2 separate regions of the Homo sapiens genome follow, and region 1 is linked to region 2. Evidence: chromatin contacts called from ENCODE Hi-C or POLR2A ChIA-PET data. All regions are on one chromosome and are shown on one strand. Each heading gives the region's core, a stretch centred on a gene start or an enhancer-like site at or near the end of the contact. The rest is flanking DNA. Distances are from core to core; before and after follow the strand shown. Region 1 holds the start of SLC25A14 (solute carrier family 25 member 14). Region 2 holds the start of BCORL1 (BCL6 corepressor like 1).

What was found. A loop is a pair of places that touch in the nucleus more often than their neighbours do. ChIA-PET counts read pairs that join two places held with the same protein, here RNA polymerase II (POLR2A). Pooled maps may share reads with other maps.
Region 1: a pooled map shows a loop between it and region 2 (12-fold over the local background). The contact joins the promoter of SLC25A14 here to the promoter of BCORL1 in region 2. A Hi-C loop is called at or near these places in 7 of 50 pooled maps. POLR2A ChIA-PET finds 5 or more read pairs at or near these places in 2 of 52 experiments (AG04449 and WTC11).

What each region holds. Positions count from the first base shown.
Region 1 is chrX:130,337,009-130,343,084 of GRCh38, reverse strand. SLC25A14 (solute carrier family 25 member 14) reads right to left here and starts at 3,166. Exons shown (of 11, transcript NM_001282195.2): 1 at 3,109-3,166; 2 at 2,732-2,978. The coding sequence starts at 2,806. RefSeq lists a silencer at 2,939-3,148 and an enhancer at 2,961-3,534.
Region 2 is chrX:129,981,286-129,987,824 of GRCh38, reverse strand. BCORL1 (BCL6 corepressor like 1) reads right to left here and starts at 5,190. Exons shown (of 14, transcript NM_001379451.1): 1 at 5,063-5,190. RefSeq lists a silencer at 4,125-4,361.

The sequences.
Region 1 (6,076 bases), core at 1,917-4,416, 360 kb before region 2:
CACAAGCTGCTACCAGCCCTTTAATAAGGAAAATGTGCTCAGGGAGCAATGATGAATCAGTGAAAGGCAAGGAACAGGGAGGACATGGCAGGAAGATGAAAGACCAGTCGCTGAATCTTAGGCCAGTTAGCCCAGTGGTTCCCTAATGAAGTTCCCACAATTCTGGGGCGAAATGAAAAAAATAAGGACACTTAGTCCTTTTTTTTTTTTTCAGCTAAATGTATTTAATTTAGGGACTGTCTATTATTAACAGATCAGATTCTTCTTACGCCTGGAGCACAGGCTAACTAGCCTGTATTTGTGTACCCTTCCCACATTTTCATTTACATTTTACTGGCCCATGAAATCCAAAAATCTGGAGACCACAGGCAAAACCCACCATTGCCACAATCACGACTTCCCTACCCCCATCTGATAGTAAAATCTCTTTCACTCCAATGTTAGGAAAAAATCTTATGAAGAAATCCTGGATCATATTTGATTAGATCTGTTTTTAGACACTCCCTCCTCATATTGAGCCAAAAGTCTGTCTTCCTCTAATTTGTACCCAGTCTTTGGAGGTAATATTCAACAAATGCATTCTTTTTTCCCTAGGCAAGCCCTTCAAATATTTAAAGACAGCTATGATGTTCTCTTACATCTCATGTTTCTTGAGCTAAATATCCATGATCTTTCTCTTCATTTGACACATTATACTTCAATTACTAGAGCTTAAAATTGCACTCACTTTTTTGGGAGCCACATCACACTATCAAATCATTAAACTGTCAGCTGAAACCTCCAAGTCTTTTACATAAAGTTGTCTACATGCATGCGTGTTGTGTCACACCTATTCTACAGGTGTGCAATATTTTTTGAACCTTCTTTTATCCCTTCTATATCTTAATCTCAGGCATAAAAATAATGACTAGGATGAGGGTCAACTTCAAGATGTCCAATGTTATTTCCTCTCTTAACTAAGTAAGATCCCCAAGGGAAGATACTATATCTCACAGTACTTTTTATAACCCCCATTATAGCTTGCATAGAATTGAATACATATCCATTCAATACTTAGTTGGTTTTGCAGTGTGACATCCTTTACCTATGTATGCAGCCTGTATATAAAAGATTGCAGAGGAAACAAGGAAGGTAACTTGCTGGACCTGGCCAATGCTACACACCCTGTGTATGACACTATCTTGATCCCCAGATATTCTCTGCCTGCGAACCCTGTTCCCTTGCTTTTGTTCCAAGGAATTACTTATGTAAAATACCCCAAGCCCTCTAAAAATTATTTTAACTTGTAGGGGCTAACCCCAAATATGCGTAAAAGTAGTCATATCTAAGGTAAAATAAAAATATAGTACCCTAAATATTTTTACTGTATAAAGAAACCAATGAAAATTGTCTTCAAAATGCCAACATTTATTCTGAAGATCTGACTTCGGAGAATTTGATAGACTAATGAGTGAAAGTAAGAATGTCCTACAATACAAGTTACATTGCCCTATACTACTCCCAAGATCTGGTCAGGAAACTCTGGGTGCCTCTCCTGCTTTCTCCTTTAAGAAAGAGTAGAAATTAGAGATTCTCAGATTCAGAAGGTAACAATGGAGAGCCAAGCAGATATTTATTGAAGGCATGCTAAATGCCCAAACCTGCAATGCACTTTGGGTATAATCATATTTGAAAAACACAGATATTCGTTCTAGCACCAAGACAATATTTACCACTCAACCTGTCTTTTCTGAATAACCAATGAGATGGGACAGAGAAAAAAGTACGAAATACAGTACTTGCCTTTCAAGAGCTTATAATCTGGTGGAAGAAATCAAAGTAGTGCGTTAGAGAAAAATTAAGTACTAAACTGTGTAGTACAAACTTTAAGAGCAAGAGGAGCATAGAAAAGACTACAACCAGCATGGGATTGACTAATTTGAAAATTGCCGAGGTGAGAGAACCTAAATTGAACCTTGAGAGACGGTAGGTACAACCTGGTTAGGTGCAGGTAAGGGAGAGGGGCAGGGAAGAGAGAATGAACAGAAACACAAATGTGGGAACAAGCACAGCATGTAGAAGCAGGCATCAGTATGGTTTGTGCCAAGAAGAAAGGAACCTAACTGGAACAGAGAATTCCCTTGTTGACTGAAACAGTATCAGACAAGAAGTGTGATAAGGAGCATGTTATGTTGAAAGGCTTGAAACCAAGGGGTGGGGGTAGGGGGTGTAGGAGGGGGCTGCATGTTTTGTGTGTGTGTGTTTAACAACGAAGTGACTTGAGGAAATCCACCACATTTTAGCCTATTAGGGCTGCAGCAAACACAGTGGATTACATTACAAACGGGAGAGGCAGGGAGACTAGCTTAGGATGGTGCAAAGTACAGCAGACAAAGATGCTTGTTGGCACTGAGGTTAGAGATAGACTTCCCCAATGAAGACACAAAGAACTCGATGATGTAGGGAATGAAGACGAGGGAAGAGTTCATGATAACGCTAGGCATCTCTAGGCTGGGGGGAAAAACAACAACAACAAGGAATCACTGACAGGAAACCATAAATGTCCCTGCTGTTATCCTGTCTGAGAAACTAATTCATGTTGATAACAGCTGTCATGCCAATCAAGTAACTGAACTGCATTTTAATAGATGCCTTCAATGCCTTGACCTCAGGAGTGACAGGGGGTAGAAACCGAAGGGGAGCATCTTTCAACAGTATCCCTTACACTAATACAATGGAGGTGTTTGCTTACTCCGCTTACAATCACGGCCGCCGTTGCAAACTTCACCCTTAGAAAAATTAGGATTATTCCGGGAAAGATACCCATTCACCCTCTGGGTAGCAGGATCTTGCCAGTTCCTCAGCTGTCAGAGCGAGCTCGTGGAGAGAAGGGAGGCGCCTGAAGAAGGCGGCCTCCCAGGGGGGTCGAGGAAGCAGGGTTCAATCGAAGAAGTAAAACCACCGATGCCAGAAGAGTGAAAGACAGGGAAGGGACTCAGCTGAGGGGAGAGAGAGACCAGAGGACCGTTAAGCCCCTCCCAGGCCGGGAACCAGGCCAGCCCGGCCCCGCGCGGCCTGGCGCGGCCCAGCCCCGCTCCCCAGCCTGGAAGTCCAGGAGCTCCCCCTCACCTGCTCGGGCTCATCGGACGACTGGGAAGCTGAGGCTCCCACAGTCGGAAACGCCACTGCAGCGCCAACCCGGAAGCATTGAAACCAACGGAAGTAACCAAAGCGTTGCTTCGGCAACCGCGGCGCAGCCATTTCAACTCCGCCCCTTCCAAAACTAAAAACAAAGGCGCGAAATAAGAGGCGGAAGCGGCAGAGTTCTAAAGGCGAGGGTCGGAACCACTGCAGGCGCAGAAGCCTAGAGGGGCAACCGGACTTGCGGGAGGTGGAGGCAGGGCAGCTAAGGCGTGAGAATTTGGTAGCTTCCCCAGTTAACGTGCTCGCCAGAGGGGAAAGAGGTGTCGCCTCGTCACCGCGAAACCCACCCACCTGGCGCGTAGAAGGACTAGAAAAGGAAGGGGCCTCGCCCCGGTATCAGGGCTTGAGGAGTGGGTCAAGGGGAGTGGTGGGCGTAGTGCCCTGCGCGCTCAGTACGAAAAAGGCGGCAACGTGGAGGGGGTGGGGCAAAGGCTTCAAAACAAAAGTAGGAAAGTGAGACATAGGGGTGAGCCGAATTTAGTGAGGTGCCTGGGCTCAATGAGAAAATAAAGTTCAAGGCCAGGCGCGGTGGCTCACGCCTGTAATCTCAACACTTTGAGGGTCCGGGCGCATCACTTGATGCCAGGAGTTTTGAGACCAGCCTGGCCAACATGGTGAAATCCCGTCTCTAGTAAAAATGCAAAAAAATTAGCTGGGTGTGGTGGCACGCACCTGTGGTCCCAGCTACTCGGGAGGCTGAGGCAGGAGAGTCACTTGAACCCCGGAGGTGGAGGTTGCAGTGAGCTGAGATCACGCCACTGCCCTCTAGCCTGGGTGACAAAGCAAGACTCCATCCAAGAAAGGAGAGAAAGAGAGAGAGAGAGAAAGAGAAAGGAAGGAGGGAGGGAGAGAGAGAAAGAAAAGAGAAAGGGAGAGAAAGGAAGGGGGGGAGGGAAAGAAGGGAGGGAGGGACGGAGAATGATCCAGACAGCACCTACTGGACGTCAGACATTAACCAGTGAAAAATTACGGTCAGACCCCTTACTCGAAGCTCTTGCTTTAATCAGAAACTTCACTTAAGAAAGAGCAAGTTGGATACCAAAAAGGGGACCACAAAAAGCTAAACAGATGAGGCAGAAAAACACCAACGGGAAATCCCAGTTAATCCAAACCTCATAATCCACCAGAAGATGCCAAGAGTCCGACCCCCAGCTTCCGACTCTGGCCCCTCTGGCTGCTGGAAGGGGAAACCGCAAAGCCCCTGGGTGATTCCATTAGCCAATGTGCTATGACGTCCGATTTTTGAGCTATGACGTCCGATTTTTGAGCCTCTTAACAACGTTCCCTAATCACGCGAGAGTACGCAATAATAGGGTTTATTGCTTATGTGTTATAAGGAAAAGTCAGTGCAAGTTGGCCCTAAATGGTTATTTGTTGAATGAATAAATATTTGGAACTATGTTCTTCCAAAAGGATATTTCTCATTTTAGTTCACCTTGTTTTATTTTGTTGGGTTTTGTTTGTTTTTTTTTGGACAGAGTCTCACTTTGTGGTCCAGGCTGGAGTGCAGTGGTGCGATCTCGGCTCACTGCAACCTCCACCTCCCAGGTTCAAGCGATTCTCCTGCCTCAGCCTCCTGAGTAGCTGGGATTACAGGTGCCTGCTACCACACCCAGCTAATTTTTGTATTTTTAGTAGAGACGGGGTTTCGCCATGTTGGCCATGCTGATCGCCAACTCCTGGCCTCAGGTGATCCACCCGCCTTGGCCCCTCAAAGTGCTGGGATTAAAGGCGTGAGCCACCTCGTCTGGCCTGTGTTTTTGTTTGTTTGTTTTGTTTTCCACTTAAAAATTTCTCCAGGCAGCACACATGACGATAATATTAGCTGACATTGTGCAGTACCTACCATGTACCAAGGGTGATGCCAAGAGCTTTTTGTGTTCCTAACTACCCTATAAGACAGGTACTATTATTTTTCCCCTTTGACGGTTGAGAACACAGGCCATAAAAGGTTAGGAGAGTAATTTAGAAAATGGCAGAGCTGGGATTGCTCTTAACCACTATGCTATGTTGCTCTCATCTATACTATAGTTGGGAAGCCGAGGCAGGAACATCATTTGAGCCCAGGAGGTCGAGACCAGCCTGGGCAATATAAGGAAACACCCGCCTCTACCAAAAATTTAAAAATTAGCCACGACTGTAGTCGCAGTTACTCCGGAGGCTGAAGTGGGAGAATCACTTGAGACCGGGAGGTCAAGGCTGCAGTGAGCTGTGATCGCGCCACTGTGCTCCAGCCTCAAATTTTTTTTGGCTGGGCACAGGAGCTCACGCCTGTAATCCCAGCACTTTGGGAGGCCGAGACGGGTGGATCACCTGAGGTCATGAGTTCGAGATCAGCCTGGCCAACATGGTGAAACCCCGTCTCTACTAAATATACAAAAATTAACCAGGTGTGGTGGCGTACGCCTGTGATCCCAGCTACTCGGAAAGCTGAGGCAGGAGAATCGCTTGAACCTGGGAGGCGGAGGTTGCATTGAGCCGAGATTGCGCCACTGCACTCCAGCCTGGGCGACAAGAGTGAGACTCCATCCCCCCCACCCCCCAGAAAAAAGAAGTCACCATTAAGAAGAGTGAAAACGCAAGCCCCACAATGGTAGATTTTTAATCCATGTATCCTACAAAATTTCATATCCAGTATATGTAAAGAACTCCTAAAACAGTAATAAAATGATAGGCTACTCAAATTTTTAATGGGAAAAATGCTTGCGGGGCACTTCATAAGAGAGTATATCCAATAACCAATAAGCATATTAAAAAGTGTTCAACATTATTATTCATCAGGAAAATTAAAATTAAAATCACAATACACACCCACCAGCGTGGCCAAAGTTAAAAGGACTGAGGATTGGCAAGGATGTAAAGTATCTCAAATTCTCACATACTGCTAGTAGGA
Region 2 (6,539 bases), core at 3,941-6,440:
ACTCTCTTTGGCTGTTCTATTTCATCCCAAGCTTAGCTCAGCCCAGAATCAATGAATTACTCCATGTGGCCTCCAGTCCAAGCCCTGATTAGAGCCTCTCTTCCATGCCCCTAACCCCACCCTCCAATTCTGGCCCACAGGCTCTCATGTCACTCAGTTTTTTATCCAGTTTCACCCTGGAATTTCCATCACTCATCTCCTGATACCTAGGATCCTTCCCACCTGCAGACTGGAAACACTGGTGGATTCCCACTTTTTCCTTCTTTCAAGGCCACTCTATTTAGGACAGTGAATCCCTCCCCCCATTCAGTATCCTTACTTTAGTCTAGATTTTCTAATTAATGTTTAGATGTGTAAGGCCTGGATCCCAGCTAACCTCTGCTTCCTGGGCCCTCTCAGGGCAGTGGCTATCAAAGGCAAGATTTTCCGCTCCCTAACACCGGCTCCAAAAGATATCTGAGTAAATATCTTCCTCCTTTGGCTCTTAATTCCTCTCTTTTTCTCTCACATTCTGCATTTTAACCTGTATATAATCTCTAAGTTCCCTATTTCCTTATGGATAAATATGCTTGTATTTCTCTCTAAATGCCAGTTTCTCCCCCACCCTACTTTTACCCCATATATTCCTTCTCTCTTGCCCCAACCTTAGTGATTCCAGCATGAAATTGTAAAGAGCTTTAAGAGTTCTTCAAAGTTTACTTTGGAAAACATTGTCCTAGAGATTTCAAGGTTTGACTTTTTCCTTAGCTGGCCCTTACATGGGACCAGTGATGATCACCTTTCTTTTCCTTTCATTGCTCAACCAGCCCTCTTCCTGACTTCTCTTTCTTGCCTTCCTTCCCTCTAGTGTCCAAGTCCTTTTTTCCCATAATTCTGTTTCTCTCAAAGAAGCCCTTCCCTACAACCCATAATCCAACCAATAGTGTCCTGAGATCCTCCACTCCCTGTACTGAACATTTTTTTCTTTTTTCTTTTTTTGTTTTTTTGTTTTTTTGTTTTTGTTTTTGAGATGGACTCTCGCTCTGTTGCCCAGGCTGGAGTGCAGTGGCACGATCTTGGCACACTGCAACCTCCACCTCCCAGGTTCAAGCAATTCTTGTGCCTCCACCTCCCAAGTAGCTAGGATTACAGGCACGCCCCACCACACCTGGCTAATTTTTGTGATTTTAGTAGAAACGGGGTTTCACCATGTTGGCCAGGCTGGTCTTGAACTCCTGACCTCAAGTGATCTGCCTGCCTTGGCCTCCCAAACTGCTGGGGTTACAGGAGTGAGCCACTGCACCCGGCCCATTTTTTTCTATTTCATGAACTGCATCATAAATGAAGCAGAGCCCTGTGGAGGACCCCTCTTTTCTTCCCAAGAATGTCTATGTCACTGAGAAAGGGATCCTCCCTCTTTATCTACGCTTTCCTGGCAAATCAAAATAGCCAGACCCACATGAGTGTTTTTGGTGCAGCCATCATGTCTTGTGGAACTCCCTCCACTCTGCCCTATGCAGACTCCAGCAGCAGAGCTTGCCAGGGCCTTAGCTTTTCTCTGCCCTATGCCAACGATTTGTTTTGCTGTCCCTTCCTTATTGGCCTTTTCTAAAAATTTGCTGTCCCTTCCTTATTGGCCTATTCTAAAAAAATTTTTTAAAAATCCTCCTGAACTCAGACAAGGGAGAGGTGAAACCCCTCTCCTTCCTCATCAATGACTTACAGCCAGGACAAAAATAAACTGGGCCGGATGGATCACCTGAGGTCAGGAGTTCAAGACCAGCCTGGCCAACATGGCGAAACCCTGTCTCTACTAAAAATACAAAAAATTAGCCAGGCGTGGTGGCGGGCACCTGCAGTCCCAGCTACTCTGGAGGGTAAGGCAGGAGAATCACCGGAACCCAGGAGGCGGAGGTTACAGTGAGCTGAGATTGTAGCACTGCACTCCAGCCTGGGCGACTGAGACTCCATCTAAAAAAAAAAAAGAAAAGAAAAGAAACCTAACCACCCTTGTTGCAAAGCTGGTATCAGGATCAGCCCTCTTAAGGTCAATTTTAGTCAGGATCTGTGCCCCAAGGCCTGTACCTTTCATCCCTCACATCTGCCCCAAGGGCAGTTGCCTAAGTTGCCCTGTCAAAAGATGTCCGCCTAACAACATCCTCATGACTTAGTCAAGATGGCCACATCCCTAAACTCTACTATCAACCTTCAGATTCTCTTAACTTGACTCACCAAGCCCCTTGCTCTTCCCAGCTACCTCAATCTTTGCTACTAACTTTTCGCCTCCATCGAAATTTTACAGGCTCCTCCCCAGCCTTTTGCTTCTATTTGGAGCCCCGGGATGATTCTTAAAATTAGGTTATCCCATTTAATCCCCAGTGGAATCCCCCAAATTTCTCTCCTACATACTGTCATCTTTAGTACCACATGGTGACATCACCATTCAATTAAAGTACCCTAAACTGTGCACCAGACATCCTCCACTGTGCCATCTACCATCTTCCCCAAAATAAAGCTCCCTCAATTCCAACATTCAAGGACAGGACATATCAACAGAAAAGTAAATAACCTTAAAACTCCCTTCCAACCTTGAAATTTTATAATCAACCTAATCCACTCCCAACCCCAAATGCAATCCACATTTATTTTCCCATGTAACTCAACGGCGTGCTTTTGAGAAAGAGCCTTCTAAGTTGAAAGAACCACAGGGCTAACCACTGTAACGCTAACCTACAACTCATCTCCAGAAGTCTTACTGAAGATTTTTGCAATTGTACTCCACCTCTGTACCACAGGGACGACCTCCAAACTGCCTTAACAGTAGTCAAGCTGTGGCACAAAGTTACCGGGCCCCCTTCCCACACTAACGTAAAGAGCCTCTAAACCCTGGGCTAGATGCTTGCTCGCCAAAGGATGCCTGTCTTTACTGTCTACTCCAGGAGACACCAAGAATGAATATCACCCCATCGACAGTTTCGATCAGCCAACATTGAAAATTTCAAAACAATAAAACAAAAACATAGTGCTTCCACTCAGGGAGGGAGGAGGTGCGAGCGGAATAGAAGGGCACCCCCACGGGCCTGTGCTGTTGGCCTCCCGGGTTTGCAGTGTTTCCCTCCCACCTTTCCCCTCGACCACGTCTTTCCCTACAACAATCTCCCGCACCTCCATAACGCGAAATCCCCAGCCGAGGTGCGGCCGGCTCCTCCCAGCCTTGCCCCGGACGTCCCTCTGGCCCAGCCTTCCTCTCGGCGGGACCCCGGCGAGGAGGGCCCCCTCCACCGACCAGTTCACCTCCCTATCCCTTCCCCGGCCTCTTGGCGCCCCTGCAGGGCTCTGTCCCGAAACCGAACCTCGAGGAGCCAAGCCCACGAGGCCAGTCGCGGGACCCACACCCCCCTTCCTTCTCCCAGCACCTCGTCCTCCATGCACCCGGCCCCCGGGGCTCCTCGTCGTCGTCGTCCCGGCTCGTACCGCCCCCCGTCGGGGGCTCCACCCCCCCGCCTGCCCCCGCCCCCAGGACGGCCCCCTCCCCACCGCGCGCCGCCTGCGCCCTCTGCCCCGGCACGGGACTCTCTTTGGCCTCCGTTCCCCGCCCAGAAGCGGCGGCGGCGGCGGCGGCAACGGCTGCGGCGGCCCCAGCAGGAGCAGCAGCGGCGGCGGCGGCAGCGGCGGCGGCAGCAGCGCCGCCCCCGGCCCCGCCCCGCCGCCCGCCGGAGCCCCACGCCCCGCCCGCCCGCCCCGCCGCCGGACTGCTCCCCCCGAAGCCCACCACTAAGCCCTCCCACTCCCCGGCCGCGATCCGCTCGAATCCAGCTCCGCTGGGCCTGCTGTCCGTCCCTCACGCCCCTTAGGACCCGGGGTGGGGGAGCCCTGGGGTTCGCGGCCATCCCTCTCCCTCCTTCTCCAAGGGCCGGGGGATTGCCCCTGATCCCGAAACCCGGCCCCGTAACCGGAGCCTCCCTCCTTCCAGCCCTCGGCTTCGCTCGCCGACCCCTTGCCTCCAGGCCTGGCGCGAAGCGGGTGGAGGGCTTGCACGCCGGATCTCCCCTCTGGCTTGCCGGTGCTAGTATGAATTGCCCCCGATCTCATCTTCCTTCAATTTAAGCCCCCTCCCCGCCGCGCCCGGCCCGGCGGCCCCCGCCCCTAGAGCGAGGGCAGCGGAGCCAGGGCGCTCCGAAGTCATCCCCCGCCTTTTTTCCAGGGACTCGGATAATTGCCCCTGCCCCCATCACAGCACTCCCACTCCCGAACCCAGGCCCCGCCGCCACCTAGGGGTACCCCTTACCCTACGATTCCCGCACCCCAGCGCCGGGAAGAAAGCAGCCCTGAAGAGCACCCGTCGCACCTCCCCTCTGAGGTTGGAGGGCATTTTCTCCCGGTCTCTTCAACACTTCATCACGGACACCCCCCCCCCCCAAAAAAAAGCCTTTTCTCGCCCTGCCCTGCTAGCCAGCCTCCCTTCGGATCGTCGGATCCTTGGATCGGGGGTTGGAGTCAGGTAGTTAACAAGACCATAGCCTCCACCTCCCTTTCCGAGGAGTGGGGTAATTCCTATGGTTTCCCCCCCAGGATCAACCGACCCCCGTTTCCATGGAGACCCCCGCCCAGCCGGGAAGAAGACTCTCTTGGATCGTGGCGAACGAGTCTCACCTGGCTAAGAGAGAAGGGGGTCGAGAAGGGGGTAGGGCAAGTCAGGGGATGGGGTACGAAGGTGGGAAGTGGAAGGGAGCTGTCCCGAAGGGAGGGGCGAAGACATACCCAGCTCCAGGGAGCGCTACGTCCGGGGACACGAAGAGGACGGCGCCCCCGGGGGGCAAGCCGAGCGGCCGCAGGGAAAAGAAGGAACAGGGTTGGAGAAAGGCTTAAGATAGAAAGAAGCGGGTGGGGGGATACGAAAAAGCCGGGGAGTCAAAAGGGGTGGAGGGATTGGGGGAGAGAGAAAAAAGACGCACCTGTTCCCGGGTCGGCTCCGCGGGGAGGCTCAGGCCGCCACCCGGGCTCCCTCTTACTCCCTCTTAACCGCCACCCGCCTAATACTGCCCCGATCTGATGCCCCCCTCCGCCCCTTATCGCCACCGACCTCCTTCTCCTCTCTCTCGGCGGCGGCGGCGGTCGGACTCTAGGAACTGAGAGGAAGAAGGGAGGGCTCAGCAAAGCGGAGGAGAGACAGAGCCACACACTGGCAGCAGCCGCGGCGAGCGAAAGAGTGAGGGGGAGAGCGGTGTGTGTGTGTGTCTGTGTGCGAGCGAAGCCTGGTGGAGTGGGTGCCGGTCGCAGGGCTCGACGGGAAGTGGAGTCCGGCTGGGTCCGCGGGCGGCGCCAACCCCCGCTCCACCGGACTACAACTCCCAGAATGCGGCCTACGCGGGTGGGGGGGAATGGGGAGGAGGAGGCGAAGGGAGGGAGCGAGCAAGAGAGGGAGGGACGAAAGCAGGGAGCAAGCGGCGGCGAAGGGGGCAGAGCCAAGCAGCCCCGGTGACACTGGGAGGGGAGGAGAGGAGGAGGGGATCGCTGAGAGGACCGAGCGGATTCCGGAGAGGGAGGCAGCAGTGGCTGCAGCAAGCCGGGCAAAAAGCTAGACTCCTGGGAGAGGCGGAGGCGCTCAATCTGCGGGGCTGCAGGAGCCCCACGTCCCCCCCCACCTCGACGCCCCTCGAAGGGGGAGGTTGAGGAAGGGAGAGGGTCAGTGAGCCGCGGCCAAAGGGTTCTCTCTCTTTCTTCCAACGTTCTCCACCTTATGCCCCGACCTGACTTTCTCAGGCCACTGGTGCCGATCCAGTGTGCAAATCTCGAGACCCCAGATCTCCTCTGCCGGGCAGCGGAGAACAGACGCATTCAGTCCCCTTCTCCCAGGGGCCTGAGGGAGGCTCCCCTTGCAGGCAGGGCGTGACTCCCCCTTCTTCCCGCTCCCCCCCCCACCGTCGTCGCCACCCCCCCATCTCCCTCCCCGGAACCCCTCCCCTGAAGCCGGGGCTCGCCTCTCTCTCTCCCCGCCAAGACACGGAGTCCTTCTGGGGACGACTACCCAGCCCCCTCCCTTATACTGGGCCCCTACCCACCAGTATCCCCTTCTTAGCGTTGCCCCCTCACCGAAATAATGGTGGGGGCGACCCGAGTTGGACTGGTGGCTACTTTCCCTCCAAGGCTAGCCGTCCTTCGCCACGCCGACCCTGTGTAGAAATAGAGAAGCATATTAATACTCCCGTCCCCCCTCCCCCCCAGATTTGAATACCCGTGGAAGTGGCTCACAAGAAAGAGGGGTTGGTAGTGGAAGTGAGCTAGGGGTGAATCCCAATCTTCAAACCTCATCCCTCCCATGGAAATCCAGGTATTCGCCTTTTGCTTAAAAGCCATTAAATCGCTTGGGTGGGGGGTAAATTATCTAAACCCCAATGTCCATGCGACTCGAAGCGACGCTACCTTGTAGGAATAAGATACGAACTAGGTTGCCGCCACGGGAAGGAAAGTATCCCCCACCCCCGTCGCCGTCCACCCCCAAAAACACATACCCCTAGGAGAGTCAGATGGCTGAAGAAGGGGGAAGGCGGTGGGAGTGC